2 separate regions of the Homo sapiens genome follow, and region 2 is linked to region 1. A link is an interaction called in ENCODE POLR2A ChIA-PET data of the cell type or tissue named here. Cell type or tissue: MCF 10A. All regions are shown on one strand. Links, peaks and the distances in the headings refer to the core of each region. The heading gives the core; the rest is flanking DNA.

Region 1 (7,618 bases), core at 1,728-6,727:
TTCACCGTGTTAGCCAGGATGGTCTAGATCTCCTGACCGCATGATCTGCCCGCCTCGGCCTCCCAAAGTGCTGGGATTACAGGCGTGAGCCACCGCGCCCGGCCTAATTTTCATTTTTTTAAGCATCTTATCATTCAGTGAAAACACATTTGGAACTGTACCTAATAGATGCCCTCCAAATTTCAGAGCAAGACATGCCTACCTCATTGACTGTATGTCTATTAACCCATATCTAGCAGATGACAGATGTGGGGTATTAGAATAAAAGTTCTATCAAAAAGAAGACTTTTAAAAGGAAATCTTGACCCCCATCTCCCAAGAACAATTCTGAGAAGTAAAACATTCTATGCTTATTGATGTAATAGGAAAAGGAAAAAAAAATACTGCCTGAAAGCAGTCAAAAGTCATTCAAAACTGCAATCAAGCACTGAATGTTTTTAAACTCTTGCATTTTTTAGTAAAGGTATCACAAATTTTATTAATGACTACAGAGTCTTGTAGTTTGCAAATAACCTCCAAGGAAAGTCTGTTCTAATGTTAACCCTCTCCAAGCAAAGGCAAGCTATCTAACCAATAAAAAATTATCCAAAAGTTAAATATCACTTTATTTTTAACATGTAAAAAATTCATATGTTTTCCTCTTAAGTGTTTTCCAGACACAACAATGGAAGAAACATAGGACATAGCCTCAGAAGGCTTAGGTCCAAATATTCAGGCTGGCATGGTGGCTCACACCTATAATCTCAGTAATCCCAGTACTTTGGGAGGCCGAGGTGGGAGGATCACCTAAGCCCAGGAGTTCAAGGCAGTAGTGAGCCATGATCATGCCACTGCACTCCACCAGGGTAACAGAGCAAGACCTCATCTGTTAAAAAAAATTTTAAAAACAATCCCAGCACTTAGGGAGGCTGAGGCAGGAGGATCGCTTGAAGCCAGGAGTTTGAGACCAACCTAGGTAACAAAACGAGACCCTGGTCTCTACAAAAATTTAAAAATTGGCAGTACACAGTGGTGCATGACTGTAAGTCTCAGCTATTCAGAAGGCTGAGGCAGGAGGATAGCTCGAGCTTGGGAGTTCGAGACTACAGTCAGCTATGAAGGCACCACTCTACTCTAGCCTGGGTGACAGAGCAAGACCTTGTCCCTGAAAAAAAAAAATTCATTTTGTCTGCCACTTACTTACCATCCTTGTGACCTTGGGCAAGTCACTTTACCCCCTGAGCCTCACCTTCTGCATTCGCTAAAACTCACCTAGCTAACAATTTTGTTGAGATCCAAAGAACACCTGTGTGAAAGCACTCTATAAACACAGAATGCACTGATAATTCTCACCTTACGTGTGGTGTGATACTTCCTATTCAGCTGTATGTCTATTCCAGGAATCTGTTCTGATCCACCACATGCTCGGGACTGGCTCATCTGGGGCCACTGAAGAATAAAAACACAGATCTATGCAACACTGAGCACTTACAGGGTTAATCTGAACAGAGCTGTTTCAAAGTAAAGACTATAGGATCTTTCCAACCTTACTTAGCCCACTTCCCCGTGATCAGCTCACCAGGAAGACCCAAGATCAGCACCTAGAAGGGTGTCTAGTACATGGTAGATGCCCAAGAAATATCTGTTGAATACCTGAAGAAATAAAAGAATTTGGGCCAGGCACAATAGCTCACACCTGTAATTCCAACACTTTGGGAGGTCAAGGTGAGAGGATTGCTTGAGGCCAGAGTTTAAGACTCAGCCTGGGGAACATAGCAAGACTCTATTTCTACAAATTTTTTTTTAATTGGCTGGGTGTGGTGGTGCATGCCTATAGTCTTAAGCTGCTTGGGAGGCTGAGGTGGGAGGATCACTTGAGCCCAGAAGATCGAGGCTGCAGGGAGCTATCATCACACCACTGCACTTCAACCTGGGCGACTCAGCAAGAGCAAGACCCTGTCTGTAAAAAAAAAAAAAAAGAGAGAGAGAGAGTGAATTCAAAGGCCAGGTGGCGTGGCTCACACCTGTAATCCCAGCACTTTGGGAGGCCGAGGTGGATGGATCACTTGAGGTCAGGAGTTTGAGAGCCTGGCCAATATGGTGAAACCCCATCTCTACTAAAAATACAAAAAATTAGCCAGGTGTGGTGGCACATGCCTGTAATCCCAGTTACTCAGGAGGCTGAGGCAGGAGAATAGCTTGAACTGAGGAGGCAAAGGTTGCAGTGAACCAATATCATGCCACTGCACTCCAGCCTGGGCAACACAGCAAGAATCGGTCTCAAAAAAAAAAAAAAAAAAAAAAAAAAAGAATTCAGCCCTGGAAACCTGGAACTACATCTAAGTCAATTCTAGGAAACAGAACTGTAGTATCTATCTATTTAAATATGGGCAGCAGTGCCGTATATGGGGAAAAAAATAAAGACACCAGCCACTTTTAGGTTTAAAACCTGCTTCTGTCGCCTACGACAAGCTCAGTGGCCATGGAAAACTTACTGAACCTCAGTTGCAGTAAGGATGAAAGAAGGTAAGATATATAAAGTGCCTTTCACAAAATAGGCACTCAATAAATAGCAGAAGTTTCCATCATCACTATCATCACCAGCATTATTGTTTGGATCACAATCGCCACCTTTTTCATGTTCACATTGCATTTAAAAACAATTTGGCAATAAAATAGCCGTTATTATGTGCCAGATACTATACAGAATGAAAACTGGGAGGAAAGTCCATTAAGGAGATGGTTAATGAAAGTTCAGTCACTCAGTGGAAAATCAGGTATCCATTGAGGGTTTTTTGTTTTGTTTTTGTTGTTGTTGTTTTGTTTTTGTTTTTTGAGACAAGGTCTGGCTCTATGGCCCAGGCTGGAGTGCAGTGGTGCAATCTCAGCTGACTGCAACCTCCACCTCCCCGGCTCAAGCAATTCTCCTGCCTCAGCCTCCTGAGTTGCTGGGACTACAGGCATCTGTCATCACACCCTGCTGATTTTTGTATTTTTGTAGAGACAGTGTCTCCATATGTTGCCCAGGCTGGCCTCAAACTCCTGGGCTCAAGTGAGTGATCTTCCTGCCTTGAACTCCCAAAATGCCTTGAACTCCCAAAATGGGACTACAGGCATGAGCCTGGGTGCCTGGCTGGGATTTTTTTTTTTTTAAATAGACTTTTTTTTTTTTTTTTAACAGCAGTTTTAGGCTCATAGCAAAACTTCCTGGAAAGGGCAGAGTTCCCACATACCCCTTCCCCCACATGCACAGCCTCCCCCGCCATCAACATCCCATACCAGAGTGGTGCATTTGATACAAAGAACAAACCTACACTGACACATCATCATCACTCAGACTGCACGGTTTACTCAGAGATTATTATTATTGTTAACAACATGAAAAATGTTAAATGCTTATAATATGTATAAAATTATAGGTAAAACATGACTGCGTAGACTGCATATGGGCAAGTTTAGAAAGAACACACAAGAAACCAAAGAGTTATTTTGTTAAGTTAGAATTATGGATAAATTTAAGAATCTATAGCCAAAATAATTCTGGCAAAAAAAAAAAAATCTAGTTTCCAAACTCTCACTAATGCTATATTACCTTTACAATAAAAAAGGGTGAGAGGGAGCAGGAAGAGGGCTGACTCTTCAATTCTGGTTTATTCCAAGAAGAAATGGAACACATGGAATGAAAATGATTTTTTTTCTTTAACCCTAACGAAGAAAAAATAGAATTTCTAATTGTGGAATGTTACTATTTACTTTTCTTTCCAAACGAGGATATTAAAAAATTAGTCAGGATTCTTCTGGTCAGTCCCAAGGACACTTAGGCTTTAATTCATAAGTATCAAGCAGGCTTTGTAAAACACAGACTAAACACAGAACACCTCCCCATTACATCACATACATCAATGCAATGGTCCACCTAAAACACAAAGCACTTAAACTGGTTCAAAGAACACAGCCAACAGCAGTTTCCACAAGCTGTGCTTTGGGCTGGGTCCTCTTCTATTAGGTTCTATTAGATCCTTCTTTTTCCTCACAGCTCTAGGAGTAACCAGTAGATTCCTTCTGTGGCTGTCCTACCATCTACTGTATTTCTATCCTACCATTAGCTAACATTTCACACTATATTGAACTACTAAAGTACCTATGTATCTAGTATCAAGGACATCTAGTTTCTCCACACCTACACACTTATAAACACACACATTTACTTTTTTGTACTACCCACTCTTGTCCTTGCACTTCCCGCAAAAAATTCACTCGACCCTTAAAGACCTCAATTTTTCCTTTGCTTAGATTAGAAAATATCAATAGGCTGGGCGTGGTGGCTGACGCCTGTAATCCCAACACTTTGGGAGGCCGAGGCGGGAGGGTTGCCTGAGTCCAGGAGTTAGAGACCAGCCTGGGCAACATGGCAAACCACCATCTCTACCCCCCTCCAAAAAAAAACAAAAATTAGCCAGGCATGGTGGTGTGTGCCTGTAATCCCAGCTACTCAGGAGGCTGAGGCAGGAGAATCGTTTGAACCCAGAAGGCGGAGGTTACAGTGAGCCAAGATCATGCCACTGCACTCCAGCCTGGGTGACAGAGCAAGGCTCTGTCTCAAAAAATAAAAATAAAAAATAAAAAAACAAGAATGACAGAGGCAGAGAAGTAGAAAGGGGGTGCTGGGACAAACTCAAGCGATTCTTGAATACCATGGGCGTGTGTGTCTGCTCCTTTTAGCAACTATAAGCTCCAGGGCACAGCCCATCTTATATGTCTGTCATTTTCTGTCCCAATACTCAACACCATTCTGGGCATGAAGTCATTACTCAATAAAAACTAGGTGGATTTTTTTTTTTTTTCAAAGAGGACAACTTTGGAGAACGTCCAAAAAAAGAACCACAGGAATGATCAAAGGGATGAATAAAAGGTCCTAGTGGAAAGGTCAAAAGGAATTTAGGCTGTTTAGCTTGGAGAAAAGGCAACTGAAGAACTAAAGAGTAACTCAGAATAACAACACTTGAGCTGGAAGAAATCTCAGAGATATTCTGGTCCAACCTTTTCACTTCACAGATGAGGAAACTAAGACAAAGGGAGAGGTTGCAATTTGGTAAAGGTAATTTTAGGACAACTTTTTTTTTTTTTTTTAAGTTTCATTTCATACAGTGAGGAGAAAACTTTCCCAAGCAACAGGAACATAAATAGCAACAAAAATAGCAATTGCAACTTACTGAAGATCTCCTGTATGTCTAGTACCTACCTACATGCTTGGTGTTTTACTTATGTTATCTCACAACAATCTTATAAAGTATATTTTCCTATTTTTTTTTTTTTTGAGACGGAGTCTCGCTGTGCCCAGGCTGGAATGCGGTGGCATGATCTCGGCTCACTACAACCTCCACCTCCTGGGTTCAAGCAACTCTCCTGCCTCAGCCTCCCAAATAGCTGGGATTACAGACGTGTGCCACCACGCCAGCTAATTTTTTTATTTTTTTAGTAGAGACAGGGTTTGACCACATTGGCCACCCTGGTCTCAAACTCCTGACCTCAAGTGATCAGCCCACCTTAGCCTCCCAAAGTGCTGGTATTACAGGCATGAGCCACCACACCTGCCCCTTCTATTTCTTTTTTTCTTTTTTTTTGAGACAGGGTCTTGCTCTGTCACCCAGGCTGGAGTACAGTGGTGTGGTCATGGGTCACTGCAACTTTGACCCCCCCAGACTCAAGGGATCCTCCTGCCTCAGCCTCCTGAGTACCTGGGAACACAGAGATCCAGCTATTCCGGATTTTTTGTAGAGATAGGGTCTTGCTATGTTACTCAGGCTGGTCTCAAATTCCTGGCCTCAAACAATCCTCCCACCTTGGCCTCCAGAAGTGCTGAGATTACAGGCATGAGCCACTGTGCCCGGACTATTTTTTCCTGTTTTAGAAATTAGAACACAAAGGCTCAAAGAAGTAAAGTTCATTAAAGACTAGGATATATACTCAAAGCTATGTTCTGTCCGCTATATCAAGCTGCCTTCAAAAGTCTGAGTAGAGTTCAACAACACAGGCTCATGCACACTTAATACCCAGATCTTGATTTCTAAATACTGCTCTCCAATAGAAGGAATCGGGGCTGGGTGCGGTGGCTCATGCCTGTAATCCCAATACTTTGGGAGGCTGAGGCGGGAGGATCACCTGAGGTCAGGAGTTCAAGGCTAACCTGGCCAACATGGTGAAACCCCTTCTCTACTAAAAAATATAAAAATTAGCTGGGCGTGGTGTGTGCGCCTGTAGTCCCCAGCTACTCGGGAGGCTGAGGCAGGACAGTCACTTGAACCTGGGAGGTGGAGGTTGCAGTGAGCCAAGATCGCACCACTGCACTCCCACCTGGGCAACAGAGTGAGACTCCATCTAAAAATAAAAAATAAAAAAAATAAAAAAATAAAATCAGGACTCCTTGGAGTAATGTTTGAATCTAGGGCCAGGGCAAAGAAAATACAGCATGAACCTGAAACATCTTGTGGTGCCAGCAATTAAGAGAGTATTCAAAAAATGATGGGGGGCATGTAGAAAGGCGTTCCCAATAGCCCAAGCTGGGACAATCTAATCAACAAAATAACTAATTGGAAAATGAATTATAAGCCGGGTGCTTATAATTTGCACCTCTCTTTGGGAGACCGAGGCGCATAGATCACAAGGTCAGGAGATGAAGGCCATCCTGGCCAACACGGTGAAACCCCATCTCTACTAAAAATACAAAAATTAGCTGGGCGTGGTGAGCTCGCACCTGTAATCAAGCTATTCAGGAGGCTGAGGCAGGAGAATCACTTGAACCCGGGAGGCGGAGGTTGCAGTGAGCCAAGATCTCGCCACTGCACTCCAGCCTGAGTGAGAGAGTGAGACTCCGTCTCAAAAAAAAAAGAAAAGAAAAGAAAAGAAAATGAATTATAACTCAGAAGAAAATAAATATCCATGAGCTCATACTGGTATAAATAAATAATTGAATAAATAAATAAATGGGGAAGAAGTGACAGCTCTTTCTTACAACAGAGTTCCAGTTAATAAATGTAGGAATGATGGAAATAAAAAATCATTAGACAAACACCACAATAATGATCACTGCAGTGAAGAACCATCAATGCAATTATCATATAATCCATCAATCCTAATTCTGGGTATATATCCAAAAGAATTCAAAGCAGGATCTCTAAGATATTTGTACACTGACATTCACTGCAGCATTATTCACAATAATGTGTGCAAGAGACAGAAGGAACCCAAATGTCCATTGATCCAAATGGATAAAGAAAATATACAATAGAAGAGTACGCAGCCTTAAAAAAAGAAGGAAATCCTGTCATGTGCTACAACATAGATGAACCTTGAGGACATTATGCTAAGTGAAATAAGCATGTGCCAGTTATAAAAGAACAAAAACTGTATGAGTCCACTCACATGAAGTATCCTAAAGTAGTCAAAATCACAGAAACAAGGCCAGGGTGATGGCTCATGCCTGTAATCCCAGTGCTTTGGGAGGCTGAGGCGGGCAGATCACTCGAGGTCAGGAGTTTGAGACCAGCCTGGCCAACACAGTGAAACCCCGTCTCTACTAAAAATACAAAAATTAGCCAGGCGTGGTGGTGAGCACCTGTAATCCCAGCTACTCAGGAGG
Region 2 (7,618 bases), core at 835-5,834, 50 kb before region 1:
GACTGTGAAAACTCTTGGCTGCAACGTTCTCTGATGTTAACAAGAGTTTCTTTATTACTGTAACCTTTCAGAAGTGAATAAAAATTATTTCTCTGCCCTAGTTTTGCCCTCCAGTAAAAGTGAAGAGAGCAGTGACCATGGAAAGAGCTGTACAATGACCTCTCCTGAAGGCCGGGGGCTGGGAAGGGGGCAGTTTAGAACACAAAGCCTTCCATATATGCTTCTAGGTTAAAGGCTAGAAATTTAGTTTGTGCTGTGCTGATCATATTGTAAAATTTTACATTCCTAATACTTTTATGTAACCAAAACCCTTAGAGCGACAAGAAGGCATTTTCAAGAGCCCAACCTGAGCTGGTGCTATGGAGAAAACCCAAATCTGGACCATGACCCCTCAACTACTCAGTGAACCCCCTTACTCAGAAACCGAGTCTGAAGTGTCCTTAACAAAGAAGGAAGAAGTACTGTGTGTGACCAGTACTTAAGACAAAACATGTTACTACTCAGATCCTTAAGTGTGGATGAGTCTGTAAATATCAGACACACACAAGGATCTCAAAATGGAGCTAGTCTGGATAAAGAGAATCTGCATTTACCATTGCAGGAGAAGTAAGAATGTCACCAAACAAAGCCAAACATTGTTTGTCTTCTCATACCAACTCGGTGCCTTTATCCACACTGTTCCTCTGCCTGGCATTCTCTTCTTGTCTAGCAAACACCTACTTATCTGAAAAGATTTAACTCAAATGTCATCTATTCCCAGCCTGTCTCGAGACTCTGGGCATTCTCAGCAATTTAAAAACATTATAATTTCTTAATATTGTAATTATCTGTTTATGTTTATCTTCTCCTACTAGACTAGGGAGTCATGGAAAATGTCTTAATCATCCTTGTATCTCCAGTGCTTTTAGCACAGTACCTGGAAGCTAACAGGCCACAATAAAATGGATGGATAGATGGGTAAAACTTTGTTTGTGTCTGGGAACAGAAATCAGACAGAGAGTGATGAACTGCTAAAAAAACAGAACACAAGCTCTGGGACTTAACACAAGGCTAGCTTTTCAGACTTCCACAGAGTTGCAGAATGTTAAGTCTGGAAGAGAATGTAGAAATCATCTAACTCTCCTCCCCAGAGAGGTGATGTGATTTGACTTACTCAGGCTTACCCGAAGAGTGGCCAGGCCAGGCAGAACTCGTTCCATTATGCCACACTGTCCCTTCTTACTACTGTCTAAAATTGTCGGTAAAATAAGTAATGATTAAGGTCACATATCTAATTTCATTATAAACATATCTAATTTCATTATAACTAATTTCATTATAACTAACACATATCTAATTTCATTATAAACAAATGAACAATGGAAATCATCTAGGAATTCAAACAACTTGATAAAAGACACAATATCTGAATTCTTCAAAAAGTTTACATAGTGTCACCATATGACCCAGCAGTTCCACTCCTAGGTATACCCCTCAAGAAAGCTGAAAACTTATGTTCAGACATAAACTTATATATGAATGTTCACAGAAGCATTATTCACAAAAGCTAAAAAGTGGAAAGTGGAAAGACTAAATGTCTATTAACTGATTAATAGATTTTTAAAACATGGTATATCTACACAACAGACTATCCCAAAAAGGAATGATGTCGGTCGGGGGAGTTGAGCAAAAAATAAATAAATAAAAAGAAGAAAAAAGACAAAAGAAGGAATGAAGTACTGAAAATATGCCACAACATGACTGAACTTTGAAAACATTCTGCTAAGTGAAAGAAGCCAAACATAAAATACTGCATATTATATGATCCTATTTATATGAAATGTCCCAAATAGGTCAATCCATAGAAACAGAATGTAGAATAGTGGTTTCCAGGGGCTAGGGGTAAGGGGAACGGGTGTGACTGCTAATGGGCACAGGATTTCTATCTGAGGTAATTAAAATATTCTGGAATAGTGGTGATGGGTACATAATGCTGCAAATTTACTAAAAAGCAAATTTACATGTTATGGGATATAAATTATATCTCTATTTTTAAAAACAGAAAAATGGAATATCTGCCCTCTAGAAGCTAACTAACTGGAGAAGCTAGGACCAACATATAAGATGCCTGGCTAGGCGTGGTGGCTTATGCCCAGCACTTTGGGATGCCAAGGTGGGAGGATCACTTGAGCACAGAAGTCCAAGATCAGTGTGGGCAGCACGGAGAGAACCCATCTCTACAAAAAAACCCACAAAAACAAAAACCTAAGATGCTTATGGACTGAAAGGTTCAATGCTACAATACAAGTGGATACTGTGGAAGTTAGAGGAAGAAAGAAACAACACTTGGGTTAAAAATCTTAATGCCAATGCTAGAGCCATAGTTTTTAGTTTCGTACAGAGTAGTAATTAAAAGCACAGGCTCTAGAGTCCAGAAGGTTTGGGTTCCAATCCAGGCTCCCATATTTACTGTGTAAGTCTAATTAAATTGCCTAACAGTGGTAGGTAGGCTGAATTTGGTCTCCTAAAAGATATCCATGTCCCAGTTCCTGGAACCTGTGCGTGTTACCTTATATGGCAAAAAAGGATTTTGCAGCTGTGATCAAATTAAGACACTTGAGATGGGGAGGGAATCCTGGATTACCCAGTTGAGCCCTAAATGCCATCACACATATCCTTCCTTTTAAGAGAGAGGCGGAAGGAACTTAGGCTCAGATAGAAGAAAAGGCAACATGACTACAGAGGCAGAAATTGCAGTGATGCAGCCACAAGTCAAGGAACATCAGCAGCCACCAAGAGCTGGAAGGGGCAAGAGTCTCCCCTAGAACCTCCAGAAGAAGCACAGCCCTGCCGACACCTTAATTTCAGCCCCATGAAACTGATTTCTGGCCTCCGGTACTGTAAGAGAATAAATTTTTGTTGTTTTAAACCACCAAGTTTGTGGTAATCTGCTGTAACTGCTATGGGAAACTATCTCTGAGCCTTAGTTTCCTCATCTGTAAAATGAGGCTAGAAATGTTACTAATCTCACAGGTAAGACTGTTGCAAAATGTTATAAAATTCAAATGGTGCTTGTAAAGTGCATGAAAAAAAGAAAGTGCTCAATAAATGTTAGCTATTACTATTGGGGAACTCTGCTTCTGAATTATGCTGAAATCCTCAAGTTTCACATGTCGTTAGCCCATGCCTAGACCCTGCTCCTCTTAGCGAGGAGAACAGTAACAGTGGCAACAAAGACACCCGAGTTCTACTCTTCAGTGTTTCTAATTTGTACGCAGCTCTTCCAGAGCCAATTTCCCAATCATCTAAATGATATAATTAGTTTAGGAGCAGTGGTTCTCAAACTAGAGAGCTGGTGAAAAGACAGACTGTTGGGTCCCACCCCAGTTTTCAGAAGATCAAGGGTATGCCCTAGAGCTAGCATTCTTTTTTTTTTTTTTTGAGACAGAGTCTTGCTCTGTCGCCCAGGCTAGAGTGCAAATGCACAGTCTAGGCTCACTGCAACCTCCACCTCCCAGGTTCAAGTGATTCTCCTGCCTCAGCCTCCCAAGTAGCTGGGACTACAGGTGCATGCCATCACACCAGGCTAATTTTTGTATTTTTAGTAGAGATGGGGTTTCACCATGTTGGCCAGGCTGGTCTCAAACCCCTGACCTCATGATCCACTCGCCTCGGCCTCCCAAAGTGCTAGGATTACAGGCTTAAGCCACCACATCTGGCCTGAGCTAGCATCCCTAACGAGTTCCCAAGCGATGCTGAGGCTGCTGGTCTGGGGACCACACTTTTAGATCTCTGGATCAGATTATTTCAGGGTTCCTTTCCAGTTTAAACAGTCTAAGATTCCCCAGTAACATCCAACAGATGCAGCACTCAAGTAATAAACACTGCTGTACCATGCTGAAATAGCCTTAAAACTAAGTTCTTTCCTAAGTAAGAGTGGGAGGCCTTGGAGGCTGAGTATGAAGTACATGGTAAAGACTAGTTTTAACTTCTGAACTCAGCAGATTGAGAAATCTAAAGCAATGGTGGAAACAGGAAGAGACTGTCCCCTTATCTAACATGTTGGCCCCATTTTAATTTATCTTAATCCCACCTTTCTGCCTTTTCACCAGACCCCTCCCCGTCACGGTCTCCTCTAGAAACACATCTAGGTGTCTCCTGAATTCATTTATTGGCTTTGCCGCACACAGTATAATACCGCCTTTGTTAGTCTCCTGGCCCGGCCCCTTCAAGCACGGTGTTCAGTCTCGGTGTTCCTCTACCCTTAAAAAAAACACACAACCAAGGAGTCTCTGAAAAATAATTGTAAAATCAACTAAGGCAAATTCAGATGATGTAGAGACACTCAGACTCTAAACGATGGAAAAAGAAACAAATTCAGAACATTGTCAGCATTCTCATGTCTTTTTTTTCCCCCTTAATCTCTATTAGTCCTGTTGAGTAGGAAGTCTCTGCCGTATTGGATTAGAAATTGAGTAAAAGAGGCCTCAGGCTTGGGAGTGCACTGAAGAAATAAATGGAATGCCTTTAGATTCAAGAAAAGCTGTCCTCTTGGTCTTTGGCAGTCCTTGGTAATAAGACAGGAGAAAAGGTTTCTTTCTTTCAATTGGAAGGTACCATGGTATAGTAAAGAGGACACTGGACTGGAAATTGGTGTAATCTGGCCTTGGTCCTCATTCTGCTATTCTCTAGCTGTATGACCTTGGCCAAATCAATGAACTTTTCTGGGCATCCATTTCCTCACCACAGAAATGAGAGGGTAGAACCTTAACCAGAAATATGTATTAGAAATCTTTTGGGGCCGGGCACGGGGGCTCATGCCTGTAATCCCAGCACTTTGGGAGGCCGAGCGGGTGGATCACTTAAGGTCAGGAGTTTGAGACCCACCTGGCCAACATGCTGAAACCCCGTCTCTACTAAATGTAAAAAATCAGCCTGGCATGGTGGCATGAGCCTGTAGTCCCAGCTACTTGGGAGGCTGAAGCAGAAGAATCGCTTGAACCCGGGAGGTGGAGGTTGCAGTGAGCTGAGACCACACCACACAACACTGAACTCCAGACCGGGCGAGAAAGCAAGACTCCGTCTCAAAAGAAAAAAAAAAAAAAAAAAAAAAAAAAAAAAAAAAAAATATATATATATATATGGAGAGATTTTTCAAAATGCATATACCTGAGCCTCTTCACAGACTCAGAACCGCTGAATAGAGAACCTCTGAGGTACCCAGTCTGACATTCCAAGGTTCATCCATCCTATAAAGCAGATTAAGTGTATAACCAGGCTTAAATGAGAGCCAGGGAACCCATGAGGCAGGGCAGAGAAAAACCGGACCTTTTTCAAAGGGGGAGGGTAGTTAGAGAAATTGAATCCAAGTGTAATCAGAGAAGATCATTCTTCAGTCAGTATTTGGAATACAGGGCTAGCCAGATGCTAACAAAAGAAGCAAGTATTTATGTTCATCCAACACATATTTGAGTAGTGACTACGGTAGGCATGTGGTTTAAGACACCAGAAATCCAAGAATCCTTATCCCATCTAACAGGAGTGACCTACATAAACCATGAGCACACCATGGTAAGTTCAGAGAAGGGAGTGGCCAGATATATGAACATTATTGGTGAATACTGGAAAAAGCTTCTTGGAGGAGGTGTTATCCAGCTTGTGTCTTATAGTGCCATGAGCAGACAGGGGAGAAGACCAGATCAGACGGAATAGCATAAACAAAAGCCTAGAGGCATAAAAGAACACAGCACACTTACGGCACCAGTGAAAGTCTGGCATGAGAAGAATATGTATTTGTGTGCATGCACTTGAACTTTTTTGGAGGGAAGGGGTATGATTTGTTGCAGATTAAACTAGAAGAATGGGCTGGAGCCAGAACATGAATACTTCTTTTCTCTCCAATTTTTTGCTTTGAAGAATTTCAAAGAATTTTTAAAGGATGTAAGAGTAATACAACAAAAACTCATATAAGTTGTTTTGAGATCTGCAACTTCAAATGGTTCAGCAAAAGAAAAGGGTGTGTATATGTATGGGTAGAGATAAAGCAAATGTTGCAAAAGATTCAGCATTTTGCACAATCTTAGATGCACAATTTTTTTTTGCAACATTTGTTTATCTCTATCCATACATCTACACATCCTTTTCTTTTGCTGAACCATTTGAAGTTCCAGATATCAAAACATTTTACCCCTAAATACTTCAATATGTATCTGCTAAGAACAAGCACGTTCTCCTATGTAACTACAAGGGTTCTATATGCATCCTTACCCACTCTAATAGGAGGGATCTATATAAACCAATAATTACAGCACATCATGGTAAGTTCTATCTCTGAAGTTGGTGTAGTGCTGCAGTAACGCAGAGTCCGATGTGCCACTCAGGACAGGACTGGCACCCTGACTGTATGCACCTATGCATCTGACCAGTTGTAAAACTGCCTGAGGCACCTACTCCTCGAACTCTTGCTACCTCTTAAGGCCTAGGGGTAGGAAACATGTGTAAAGAAAGGCATGTATCTACCAGACGTACATGTTCAGTAGGACCCTGCTTAAATTCGTAAGCCAATCCCAAAATGGAATTACTCTGACTTCTTAGAATTTAGCCTTCTCTCCCCTAATAACTGACTATCCACTCCAACAGCTCAGGCCATTTTAGAAACTTTCAAAAGAACAACTGGTATCTGAGAACATGTATTCTTATTTTCATGGCCTCAAGCCCAAGGGACTGTCCTTTAGTTACACTCACACTTTTTTCCCCCCACCCAAGCTGGAGTGTAACACTGTGATCACAGCTCACTGCAACATCAAACTCCCTGGCCCAAGTGATCCTCCCACCTCAGCCTCCCACAGAGCTGAGACCACAGGCATGTGCCACCATAACCGGCTAATTTTATTTTTGTAAAGATGGGGTCTCCCTACATTGTCCAGGCTAACTATACCTTTTAATGTGCTCCTTGTCTTTAAAAACAATACCTTTGGCAGTGAGTTTTAATTCTGACCTAGAGATGCAAAACAGTAAAATTTTTATATCGTAAAATAGAAGAGGTCTGAAAATTTTTGTAGGGAAAGAGAGGCGATTTGGTGACAGGTGGTGATTACAGAGGCCTGAAAGGAAATTTTCAGAAAAACTAAAGCCTCCTAAAATGTAATGCCTTTGTTAGTTTAGAAAGATAAAATACCAGCCGGGGGTGGTGGTGGCTCATGCCTGTAATCCCAGCACTTTGGAAGGCCGAGAAGGGCGGATCACCTGAGGTCAGGAGTTCGAGACCAGTCGGGCTAACATGGTGAAACCCTGTCTAAAATTACAAACATTAGCCGGGTATGGTGCACGCCTGTAATCCCAGCTACTCAGGAGGCTGAGGCAGAAGAATCGCTGGAACCCAGGAGGCAGAGGTTGCAGTGAGCCAAGGTCGCGCCACTGTACTCCAGTCTGGGTGACAGAGAGAGACTCCGTCAAAAAAAAAAAAAAAAAAAAGAAAGAAAGAAAGAAAGAAAATAAACATAATATACCCTATGTATAACCTGGGGTTTTTAAAAAATCAAGTAATTCCATTAGAAGATGGAAAAGTATGGGAAAAAGGAACTGAACAGTTGATGGTGGGGGAAACGATTTATTTCCTTTTCTTCCAATATTTAAGACT

The links. ChIA-PET counts read pairs that join two places held together with the same protein. Peaks named below come from ENCODE experiments on the same cell type or tissue, not always from the same donor. Only the 100,000 strongest peaks of a DNase experiment are listed, where the experiment ranks them.
Region 2: POLR2A ChIA-PET joins it to region 1 with 5 read pairs; 8 of 35 experiments call an interaction of 5 or more read pairs at or near these places.

Annotation. Positions count from the first base shown.
Region 1 is chr20:35,382,706-35,390,323 of GRCh38, forward strand. UQCC1 (ubiquinol-cytochrome c reductase complex assembly factor 1) reads right to left here. Exons shown (of 10, transcript NM_018244.5): 3 at 1,333-1,428. Among named protein-coding and RNA genes, the nearest start is that of UQCC1, 25 kb to the right of the region's middle. In MCF 10A, for the core only: no CTCF peak of the experiment used is centred there; a DNase peak (open chromatin) is centred at 4,836.
Region 2 is chr20:35,333,787-35,341,404 of GRCh38, forward strand. All of the region lies in intron 7 of UQCC1 (ubiquinol-cytochrome c reductase complex assembly factor 1), which reads right to left. Among named protein-coding and RNA genes, the nearest start is that of FAM83C, 45 kb to the left of the region's middle. In MCF 10A, for the core only: no CTCF peak of the experiment used is centred there; no DNase peak of the experiment used is centred there.